2 separate regions of the Homo sapiens genome follow, and region 2 is linked to region 1. Evidence: chromatin loops called from intact Hi-C (ENCODE). Cell type or tissue: ovary. All regions are shown on one strand. Links, peaks and the distances in the headings refer to the core of each region. The heading gives the core; the rest is flanking DNA.

What was found. Hi-C counts contacts between places; a loop is a spot of excess contacts. Peaks named below come from ENCODE experiments on the same cell type or tissue, not always from the same donor. Only the 100,000 strongest peaks of a DNase experiment are listed, where the experiment ranks them.
Region 2: it touches region 1 in a loop (14-fold over the local background); 1 of 110 quality-filtered maps calls a loop at or near these places.

What each region holds. Positions count from the first base shown.
Region 1 is chr22:47,478,858-47,484,238 of GRCh38, reverse strand. The region is part of intron 1 of LINC01644 (long intergenic non-protein coding RNA 1644); the gene reads left to right. Among named protein-coding and RNA genes, the nearest start is that of LINC01644, 5.6 kb to the left of the region's middle. In ovary, for the core only: no CTCF peak of the experiment used is centred there; no DNase peak of the experiment used is centred there.
Region 2 is chr22:47,548,741-47,554,121 of GRCh38, reverse strand. No RefSeq gene overlaps it. Among named protein-coding and RNA genes, the nearest start is that of LINC01644, 64 kb to the right of the region's middle. RefSeq lists an enhancer at 3,673-4,497. In ovary, for the core only: no CTCF peak of the experiment used is centred there; DNase peaks (open chromatin) are centred at 2,831 and 3,901.

The sequences.
Region 1 (5,381 bases), core at 165-5,164:
AAGTATACTATTATCTATGGTTTGCAATATTGACTGACTTTGTGGAAGGACACACATGTGCGTAGACCTGGTTATCTCTAATCTTGCACTGCTGGTGAGACTTAGCAACCCTTTGATAAATATTATCTACTATTAGTGATAGAGACAGGAGGTAGCCAAGGGTCCCCTGCGAAACCCTGCCTTCAAACCTAAAATAGCCTGAAGTTTAAAAAACCAGACAGCCAGTCCTGGATGAAGCCCACCCTTTCCTGACTGATCCTTTTTTTTTTTTTTTTTTCCTGTCTGTTGCCCAGGCTGGAGTGCAGTAGTGCAATCTTGGCTTACTGCAACCTCCACCTCCTGGGTTCAAGCAATTCTCCTGCCTCACCCTCCTGAGTAGCTAGGATTACAGGTGTGTGCCACAATGCCTGGCTAATTTTTGTATTTTTGGTAGGGACAGCGTTTCACTATGTTGGCCAGGCTGGTCTTGAACTCCTGACCTCAAGTGATTCGCCCACCTCAGCCTCCAAAAGTGCTGGGATTACAGGCGTGAGCCACCGTGCCCGGCCCTGACTGATTCTGTCAGAATAATGCGGACCTGCACACTGGGAGGACGGGGTGGGACCTCAGGAATTTGGTGCCACTTGCAGTGGGCAGGAGCCTGGCCTTTTCTGTTCGTGTGTGGTAACCTGGGATTCAGTCTGTGAAATGGAGGCCTGTTAACAGAAACTCCTCTCGATTTGCTGAGAATTTTTTCCTTTTTGCCCAATAAATCCTACTCCTTATCCTTCCATGTGTCCATCAGCCTAATCTTTCCTGGTTGTGTGACAAGAACCCATTTTTTTTTCCTACAGCAATAGTATTATGTTATTTTACTATAATTATCCCAAATCTTGCTATCTCTCTTTTGAAACATGTTCATGAAAGATATTGTCTTAGTTTTTGGCTGCTATAACAAAATGCCATAGACTGAGTGGCTTAATAACAAACATTGATTGCTCAAAGTTTCTGGAGGCCAGGAGGCCAAGGTCAAGGTGCTGGCAGATTCAGTGTATGGTGACAGCCCCTTTCTTGGTTTGCAGACAGCCGTCTTCTTGTATCTTCATAAGATTGAAGAGAGGGAACTTCTGTCTCTTTGTCTCCTTATAAGGGCACCAATCCCATTCATGAAGCCTCCACACCTATGACCTAATTACCTCCCAAAGGTCCCATTTCCAAATACCACATTGGGGATTTAGGCTTCTATATATGGATTTTAGGGAAACATAAATACCCCATTCATAGCCGATATCATTCACACATGATAGAATTTACTCATTTAATGTGTAAAATTCAATACTTTTTAGTGTATTTAGCTTTGTACAATCATACAATAATCTGTGCTTTTTTTTTTTTTTTAACATTTTAGTCCCTACTGAAAGGAATTCATATCCATTTGTAGTCAATTCCCATTCTCCCTAACTTCCCCTCATCCCCAGCAATCACTAATGTACTCTCTGTGTCTGTAGATTTACCTATTCTGGAAATTTCATGTAAATGGACTCATACAATATATGGTCTCGTGTGACTTGCCTCTTGCATTTAGCATAATGTTTTCAAGGTTCATCAACATTGTAGCATGCATCAGTACATCCTTCCTTTTTATTGCCAAGTAGTATTTCATTGCATGCCAAAATTTATCCCCATTTGGACATTTGGATTGCTTCCAAATTTTTTTTTTTAATTATTATTTGAGACGGAGTCTCGCTCTGTCTCCCAGGCTGGAGTGCAGTGGCGCGATCTCGGCTCACCGCAAGCTCCGCCTCCCAGGTTCATGCCATTCTCCTGCCTCAGCCTCCCGAGTAGCTGGGACTACAGGTGCCTGCCACCACGCCCAGCTAATTTTTTGTGTTTTTAGTAGAGACAGGGTTTCACCATGTTAGCCAGGATGATCTCGATCTCCTGACCTCTTGATCCGCCTGCCTCAGCCTCCCAAAGTGCTGGGATTACAGGCGTGAGCCACCGCACCTGGCCATGCTGCGCTATTTTTTTTTTTTTTTTTTAATTTTTAGTACAGACGGGGTTTCACCGTGTTAGCCGGGATGGTCTGGATCTTCTGACCTTGTGCTCCACCTGCCTCAGCCTTCCAAAGTGCTGGGATTACAGGCGTGAGCCACTGCGCCGGCCTCCAGGCTTTTTTTGACTATTGTAAATAATGCTGTTAAAAATTTTGTACAAGTTTTTGTGGGAATATATGTTTTCATTTCTCTTGTGTATATATCTAGATGTGATATTGCTGGGCCATATGTACAAGTTTTTGTGCAAGTTTTGTGGGAAGATATGTTTTCATTTTTCTTGCGTGTGTACCTAGATGTAATATTGCTGGGTTGTATGTTTAACCGTTTGAAGAACCACCAGACTGTTTTCCCAATATAGTAACGTTGAGCATCTGTTATTCTACTAATGGGCCATTTCTGTGTATTCTTGAGAGAACTGTTGATTGAAATCCCTTTATCGTTTTAAAAATTGAGTTATGTTTTTATTAAGTTCTAAGTGTTTTCTATGTATTTTAGAACAAGTCCCTTATTAGATACATGGTTAGCAAATATCTGATAGGTTGTCTTTTCACTTTCTTAATGGTATTGTTTGAAGTAAAAAGTTTTAAAATTTGATAAAATGTATCTAACTTTTCCTTTTGTTACTTGTGATCTTGATGTAATATTTAAAAAACTATTAAATAACCAAGATCACAACGATTTAATTCTATGCTTTCTTCTAAGAGTTTTATGGTTTTAGCTTTTACACCTAGGTCTTTGATACATTTTCAGTTGATTTTGGTGTGCAGTAGGAGTCTAACATTCTTTTGCATGTAGATGTCAAGTCTCTCAGTACCATTTGTTGAAAATCTTATTTTCCCCATTGATTTTTCTTGGGATTGTTTTCGGTAATCAATTGACCACAAATCTGAGTGCTTATGTCTGGACTTTCAATTCTATTCCTTTGACCTACACATTCATGTTTATGTCAGTATCACACTGTCTTGATTACTGTGCTTTGCAGTTAATTTTTAAAATTGGAAAGTGTGAGACCTCCAACTTTGTTGCTTTTTCAAGATTATTTTGGCTATTATGGGTTCCTTGAATTTACATATGAATTTTAAGTTCAGCTTTTAAATTTCTGCAAAAATGCTAGCTAGGATTTTTATGGGGATTGTGTTGAGCCATTAGATCAATTTGAAGAGTATGACTATCTTAACAATATTGTCTCAATCACGATGTCTTTCCAGTTATTTAGGTTTGCTTTAACTTATGTCATTGATGTTTTATAGTTTTCAGTGTGGAAGTCTTACACTTTGGTTAAATTTGTTCCTATTTTATTCTTTTTGCTACTATTGAAAATAGATTGCTTTCTTAATTTTATTTTTGGATTATTCATTACAAATGTATAGAAATGCACTTAATTTTATGTATTGATCTTGCATCCTGCAATCTTGCTGAGCTGGTTTATTAGTTTTAATAGTTTTATGGTGGATTCCTTAGAGTTTTCTTCATTCAAATTGTGTCATCTGTTCATATATATATATATAGTTTTACTCTTTCTTTTCCGATTTGGATGACTTTTATTTCTTTTTCTGGCCTAATTAGGTATGTAGTATTTCTTCTACCATGTGAAATAGAATTGATGAGAGCAAATGCTTTTTGTGTGTGTGTGTATCTATTGAGATAATATTGTGACTCTGTTTATCTTTTTTTAATATGGTGTGTTAACAGTGATTGATTTTCAGATATTAAATCAACCTTGCATTCCTGGGATAATCTTACTTGATCTTGTTGTCCGTATATATGTTTTTTTTCACATGGTGCTGGATTAATTTGCTAGCATTGTGTTGAGAATTTCTGCATTTATAGTCATAAGGCTAACTGGTTTTTTAGTTTTCTTTTCTTGTAATGTATCGTTTTGGTATCAGGATAGCACTAGCCACATAGGGTAAGTTGAGATGTAGTCCCTGTTCTTCTATATTTTGAAAGAGTTTATGAAGGATTGGCATTAATTCTTCTTAGAATGTTTGGTAGAATTCACCAGTGAAGCCATATGAGCCTGGAATATTTGTTGTGGGGAGGTTTTAATTATGAACCAACGATATCTAAGAGACATGTACAAACCACTCCACCCAACAGCAGTGAAATACACATTCTTTTCAAGAGCATCTGGAAAATTCTCTGATCATATGCTAGGCCATAAAACAAGCTTCCATAAACGTTAAGGAACTGAAATTATACAAAGTATCTCCAATTGGAATAGAATGGAATTAGAAATCAATAACAGCAAGAAATTTTGAAAATTTAACATCTACATATTTGTAAATAACACACTTCTAAGTAACTGATGTGTCAAGAAGAAATTACAGTTAAATTTGAAAAGCTCTGTGGTAGATACAAATAAAGATACAAATGTACCAAAACTTCTGTGATGCAGATAATGCAGTGCTCAGAGGGAACTTTATAGCTGTATACTCATATATTAAAAAAGAAGACACATTTCAAACCAAGGACTTAAAAATTCAATTAAATAAAATGGATTCTTTTAAGAAGATTAACAAAATCAACAAAAATTAGTGAGCAAGAAAGTATAGAGAAGGCTCAAGTTTCTGAAATCAGGAATAAAAGAACATTGCTGTTGACCTTATGGGAAAAAGGGGGATTATTGGGGAATACCATGAACAAGTGTGTGCTAACAAATTTGATGACTTAGATGAAATGGACGAATGTCTAAAAAAACAAACTGTTGAAACTGACTCACAAGAAATAGAAAATATGAATATACTTATAGAAAGTAAAATAATAGAATTAGCATTAAAAAATACAAAGAAAAGCCTAGGCACAGATGACTTCTCTGTGAATTCTACCAAAAAATTTAAAGAAGTAATACCAATGCATCACAAACTCTTTCAGAAAATGCAAGAGGAAGGAATACAGTCTAATGCCTTCTATTAGGCCAGTATTACCCTGACTTCAAAACCAGAGAAAGACATAAAAAGAAAAAAAACGAGACTAATGTAGCTTGTAAATACAGACACAGAAATCTTAACAAAATATCAGGAAACCAAACTCAGCAATAGATAAAGAGGAATAGAGATCATGACCAAGTAGGATTTTTTTCCCAGGAATTTCAGAAAATCAATTAATGTAACACAAGATGTCAACAGAATAAAAGATAGCAAGCAAAACCCATACGATCATCTTGACACATAAAAAGCATTTGACAAAAATTCAACACCTTTGCATTAAAAAAACCCTTAACAAAGTAGGATTAGAAGGTCAATTCTTCAACCCGTTAAAAAGCATCTGTGAAAAAATCCATTGCTAATACCGTAATGGTGAAAGATAAAATGCTTTTCTCCTCAGTTCAGAAACAAGACAAGG
Region 2 (5,381 bases), core at 247-5,246, 70 kb before region 1:
CCACATAGTCGGATAGTCACGTGGCTTGTTCCCAATGCACTAAGTCTGTCTGCTTCTTCAGGACAAGCCGGGTCTTCAATATTGTGTATGAGGAACTCGGCTGAGCTTTGGGGATAAAACACTGCAGAGACGGAGGCCTTCCGGGAGCTGACGTACAGAGTGGGGGGCAAGCACAATAAAGACATGAACATCTCACAGTATAGTAGGAGCCAGAGCAGGAGGTGAGCATGGGGTGGGAGCCCACACAGCCGACTCTGCTAGGGGAGACCAGGGAACACTTCTGTGCTGATTGGGGTTGCTGGTCTACTGCCACGGTTCTCTTGAGATGGAATGGATGGCTGCCTGGCAGGCATCTTACAAACTCCATGCAATGGCACTTGCAAACAACATACCAAGTGGATCAGTTTCCTGGGGCTGCCATACCAATGACCACCAACTGGGTGGTGTAAAACAACAGAGACGCATTATCTCACTGTTCTAGAGGCCAGAAGGCTGAAGCCACGGTGCCTGCAGAGGCTTCACCATCTGGAGCCTCCAGGGAGGACCCATTCCTTGCCCTTTCGCTTCTAGAGGTTCCGAGTGTGCCTTGGCTTATGGCAGCCTCACTCTAATCTCTGCCTCCATCATCCTATGACGTCTGGCTTTCGTAAGAACACTCTAGGCTGGGCATGGTGGCTCATGCCTATAATCCGAGCACTTTGGGAGGCCAAGGCAAAAGGGAGGATTACTTGAACCCAGGAGTTTGAGGCCAGGCTGAAGTGGGAGGACCGCTTGAGTCCAGGAGTTCAAGGCTGCAGTGAGCCATAATTGCACCACTGCACTCCAGCTTGGGTGACAGAGCAAGACCTTATCTCAAAAAAAAAGGAAATAAGAAAATAAGAACACTCTCTTTGGTTTGAGAGCTCATTGTACTCCAGGATGACCGCATCTAGACCCTGACCTCAATTACATCTACAAGCACCTTGTGTCCCTCTAACATCACATTCCAGGTTTTGGGTGGACCCGAATTTGGGGGACACTATTCAACCCACTGCACTGAGGCTCCGTGACACGCATACAGTCTGTCATTGCCAGGATGCATTGTTACTGGGCTGGCACACTGCCCAGGTGAGAAAACACAAGGGCAGAAGTGGGCTCATGGGTGAGGGATGCGGAGGAGGCACGACCTGTGCCCTCTCCAGGTCACAGTGAGGGCAGTGAGGGTGACAGAGATGGAGGCTTCTCTGGGAACTCCCAGCTTTTGTGCAGTGGATGGTTTTCAGTCAAATAAGCTGAAACAAGCCGGCGAGGCATTCAAGCAATTGCACGGAAGAGCAAAACAATAGGCGGAGATGCTTGTGGGCCAGGGCGGTGCATCCCGCAGAGCCGAATCTGTTTGGAGAAAGCCGCATTTGGGTCTTCTCCAGGGGGGTGGGGGTCAGGAGGCCCTTGGGTCATTTCCCTTAGTGGAGCATCTGGGCGCTGCTCCTTCATAATGACGTAGCCCTGGGAAAAGCACCTCAACTCTCTGGGCCTCAGTTTCCTCAATTATAAAATAAAGACTAAATAATCTTACAAGCCTTAGAAGGCTCCTGTAAGAATTGAGTAATGTGACTTTGGAGAGATTATAAAACCTCCCTCGCTAATGAAACCCGGGGAGGCTTTGTCATCATGATCACCCTTTATCCCCATCCATGCTGCCGGCTGACCACTGTTCCAGAGTTCCATGGCTTTGCCAGGCAGGAAGCTGATGCGAACTTACAACCTGTCAATGTGGTTTTAGAAAGTTGTTCTACCCGCTTCCAATGAGAAGCATAAACACCAGGGGTTTCACAAGCCACTCAGGCTACATGGCCTTTGGTCTGAGTTGAAGGAGCCTCAGGGGATGCATGGGAAGGTGCCAGCCCACATGGCTGTCAATGCCCAGCTGAGCTTCTGGCCTCTGCAGCTGGGAAGTGGGGATGTTCTGGGAATGGAGGAGGTGCTTGGCAGTCCTGGACCAAACTCAGAACTGGGTGCCCCATGAAGGGGCTCTGGGGCACGTCCTTGCCTGGACACTTCTCTACTCTCTTCCTGCCCTTGGCTGGGGGCTCAACCAGGGGACCTTCAAAGCCATTTCCCTTGAGATACTTACATGCAACTTCAACGGGCAGGTTAGTGTCAATATCTCTTATTTGCCACTGTGTATTTCGGCAATCACAAGGTGTTACTGATTGGCAAATTCAAATGCATATTGTCCTTAATTTGAGGTTAATTATATATAACATTTCAAAGGAGGTAATCTCATTAATTTTGATTTGCTTCTAACAGTATTAAAGCACGCACTGGAAGACTGACTCGATTAAAACGGAGCACATGGGGGGAGACGTCGGGCTCTTCCGAGATTGTTATGTGCATTTTATTAGCCACAGCGAGCCAAGAAGGACGCTGGTGAAACTTCTCCAAAAGCCACAGCCTGCATAACTGAAGCCACCCGGCCATCAGGCAGCCCTGCTCACTGTGCACGCTCCCAGTTCCCTGCCTGATATATATCAGAAGCTTCCTAGACATTCATGGATGAATAAAGGAATGAATGGGAAATCCCAGCGGGGCAGTCCTGGCAGGATATAAAAGGGAACTGGGATGATCTGTGTCATTCTTTCATGCATTGATTCAACCAAAATAAAAGCATAGACACTGTTTACATGCCAGGTACAGTGTGAGAGAATCACAGCCCATTCCCTGGAGAAGGTCACAGTCTTAAAAGGAAGGTGCCCAAGCACCCCGCTCGGTGTGAGTCCATAAGAATTCACTGTATGCTGGGCACGGTGCGAACCCTGGGGGAACAGTGGCAAGTACAACTGGCCCTTCCCTGCCCTCATGCCGCTGGTGGCTTGCCTGACCGATAGCACAGGTGAGATTCCAGGCGGAGGACAGTGCTGTGATGAGGAAGGGTCTCAGCAGGAGTTCAAGAAAGGGGTTTCAGATGGCAGAGAAGTTCCCATGGGAAGAGCAGGAGCCAAAAGAAACAACAGAGCGGACTTACCGAGGCCAGGAGGCAGGAACCCCCAGCCCCGGGAGTTAGAAAACAATCTCCACTCGGAGGACTCCGAGGACACAGCCCATTCTGGGGCTTGTCTCAGCAGACATAGTGCAGGAAAGGAGTGGGGACATAAGAAGCACTGTCCCCCGGAGGTGTGACATTGTCCCCTGGAGGTGTCACGCTGTCCCCCCAGAGGTATAAGTGACACTGTCCCCCAGAGGTGTGGCACTGTCCCCCAGAAGTGTGACACTGTACCCCAGAGGTGTGGCACTGCCCCCGCGGAGGAGGAGACAGTGTCAGAGACAGCCCAGGGGCCTCTGAGAACTGAGTGCAAACCGAGAAGGATGCGGGGGGCGGATCTGCATCCAGCAAAGGAAGACAAGGCCAGACACGCAGCGGGGCAGGACGCTGCCCAGCCTACAAGGTCAAGACCGGCAGCTGGGCTCCCTCATGAGACCCCCCCCAGCCCCCACATCACTGGCAGGGCCCTGTGCAGCTCCTCCTCTCTGGAGTTCCCTGCCCACTGCACAGGAGCTGGCCACACACAGAAGAACCTTTAAACAACAGCTAAAAGGGACAGGTTTGTTAGCATGGGGCAGAAGCCAAGCTGCCCACCCACTGCCCAAGGCTTTTTTAGAAACTGTGATTCCATCCCAGGCTCGAGGCTTTGACTCCCAAAGAGCCTAACCTCTCCCCTACTTGATGAAAAGGAGCCAAGCCCAGCGATCAGACCCAACCTGTCTTTCCCACTTAGTTTTAGGTAGAGAACTTGGCACAGAGGAGAAAAGACAAACGGGGAGATGCTGGCCATGGGGCACATCTCTCCCATGTGGAGAGAGGAAGGAAAGAGAAGGAGCCGGGCAGCCAGGTACTCGATGCATCCAGCCCCAAGAAATGAGGAAGCCCAAGCATGCAGGCTGGCCTGGGAGCTCGGACTGCAAGGTGACCAGAACCCAGCCCAGCCCGATTTCAGATGCCTGCGGGTCATGCCGAGAATAGTCCCTCCTCCCCCAGGGGCCAGTGAGCCGGGGAACCGAGCAGAAGCTCCCCAGGTGAGGGAGGGGCCAAGTGCCTGCCTCTGTAGGAGCAGCAGAAGCGTAAAGAGGGACAGAAGGGTGCAGCACACCAACATGGCACATGTATACATATGTAACTAACCTGCACGTTGTGCACATGTACCCTAAAACTTAAAGTATAATAATAAAAATATATATATAAAAAAAAGAGGGACAGAAATGCCCCCAGAACGATGGCTGGCGCTGACCGTTGGCACTCACACGTCATTGTGATGTGCAGTCTAGAGTCTGTCCTGCGTGGGGACTCTGGGTGGCTCCAACTCCACGGTGGGCCCCACCTTCCTGCTGTTGCTGCCAACCCAGGAAAGTCTGGCCCTTGGGCATTTAAAGATCAATGATCTATGCATATGGCCCAGCTGTGATGTTAGGCAGGTATATGACGTCATACCTCCAAAAATGCAGAGAGGTAAGTAATGTTCCCTTAACAAGGAGATGGACCCTTCATGAAGCAATGAGTGCTTTTCACCCCCGACAGTTCCTCTGCCACCCTCAAACACATCATTGCCTTTAGCAAAACTTTTCCCTGCCTTTTCCCACTGCCCATGACAGGGGATGGGGATGGGTGGAGCTCAAGGACGGCCCAAGGCCAGCACAGTAAGACCCGAGTGCCCACATCCATGGGCACCCTCTTATTCTGTTGTCCATGAATTCGACAGTCACCTCCAAGAACCTCAGCTCAGCTGGGCATTGGAAGAGCTCTCAGTACAGGGAGGAGCCCGAGAGAAGAGGGCCCTGGGCCAGCACAGGGTGGAAGCGCTGCTCTGCCCACAGGAGCCTCGGAAGGCAGAGCAAAGTCTCCCACAGCCCACGAGGGCACCACCATGGTGCCCACGCTACAGATGAGGAAGCTGAGGGTCACAGAAGCAAGTCCAGCTCCCCACAGCACGGATGGGATCCTGCTGTCCTGTCCACCGTTTCCCCACTGCAAGCCCAGCAGGCCCCCAGGAGCTCAGGGCCCCCAGGAGCTCAGGGCCTTCAGGAGCTCAGGGCCTCCAGGAGCTCAGGGCCCCCAGGAGCTCAGGCCCCCAGGAGCTCAGGGCCTTCAATCAGGCTTGGCCTTCACACATGTTCTGTAGGCAGTGAGGGAAATGAGGATTTTTTTTCTTATTGTTTGAAAATCACATTCACTGTGGTTGCTGATTTCAACAACCACCAGAGATTAGGCCCATGGATCATACCAGGGTCCGTTTCCCGGTTTTGACCACGTGCCTTCACTCCATGGCATGACAGACCCACTGGGGAAACACAGGAAGTTCACAAAGGATCTCATTGCATTATGTTTGCAAATTCTGTGACTCTATAAT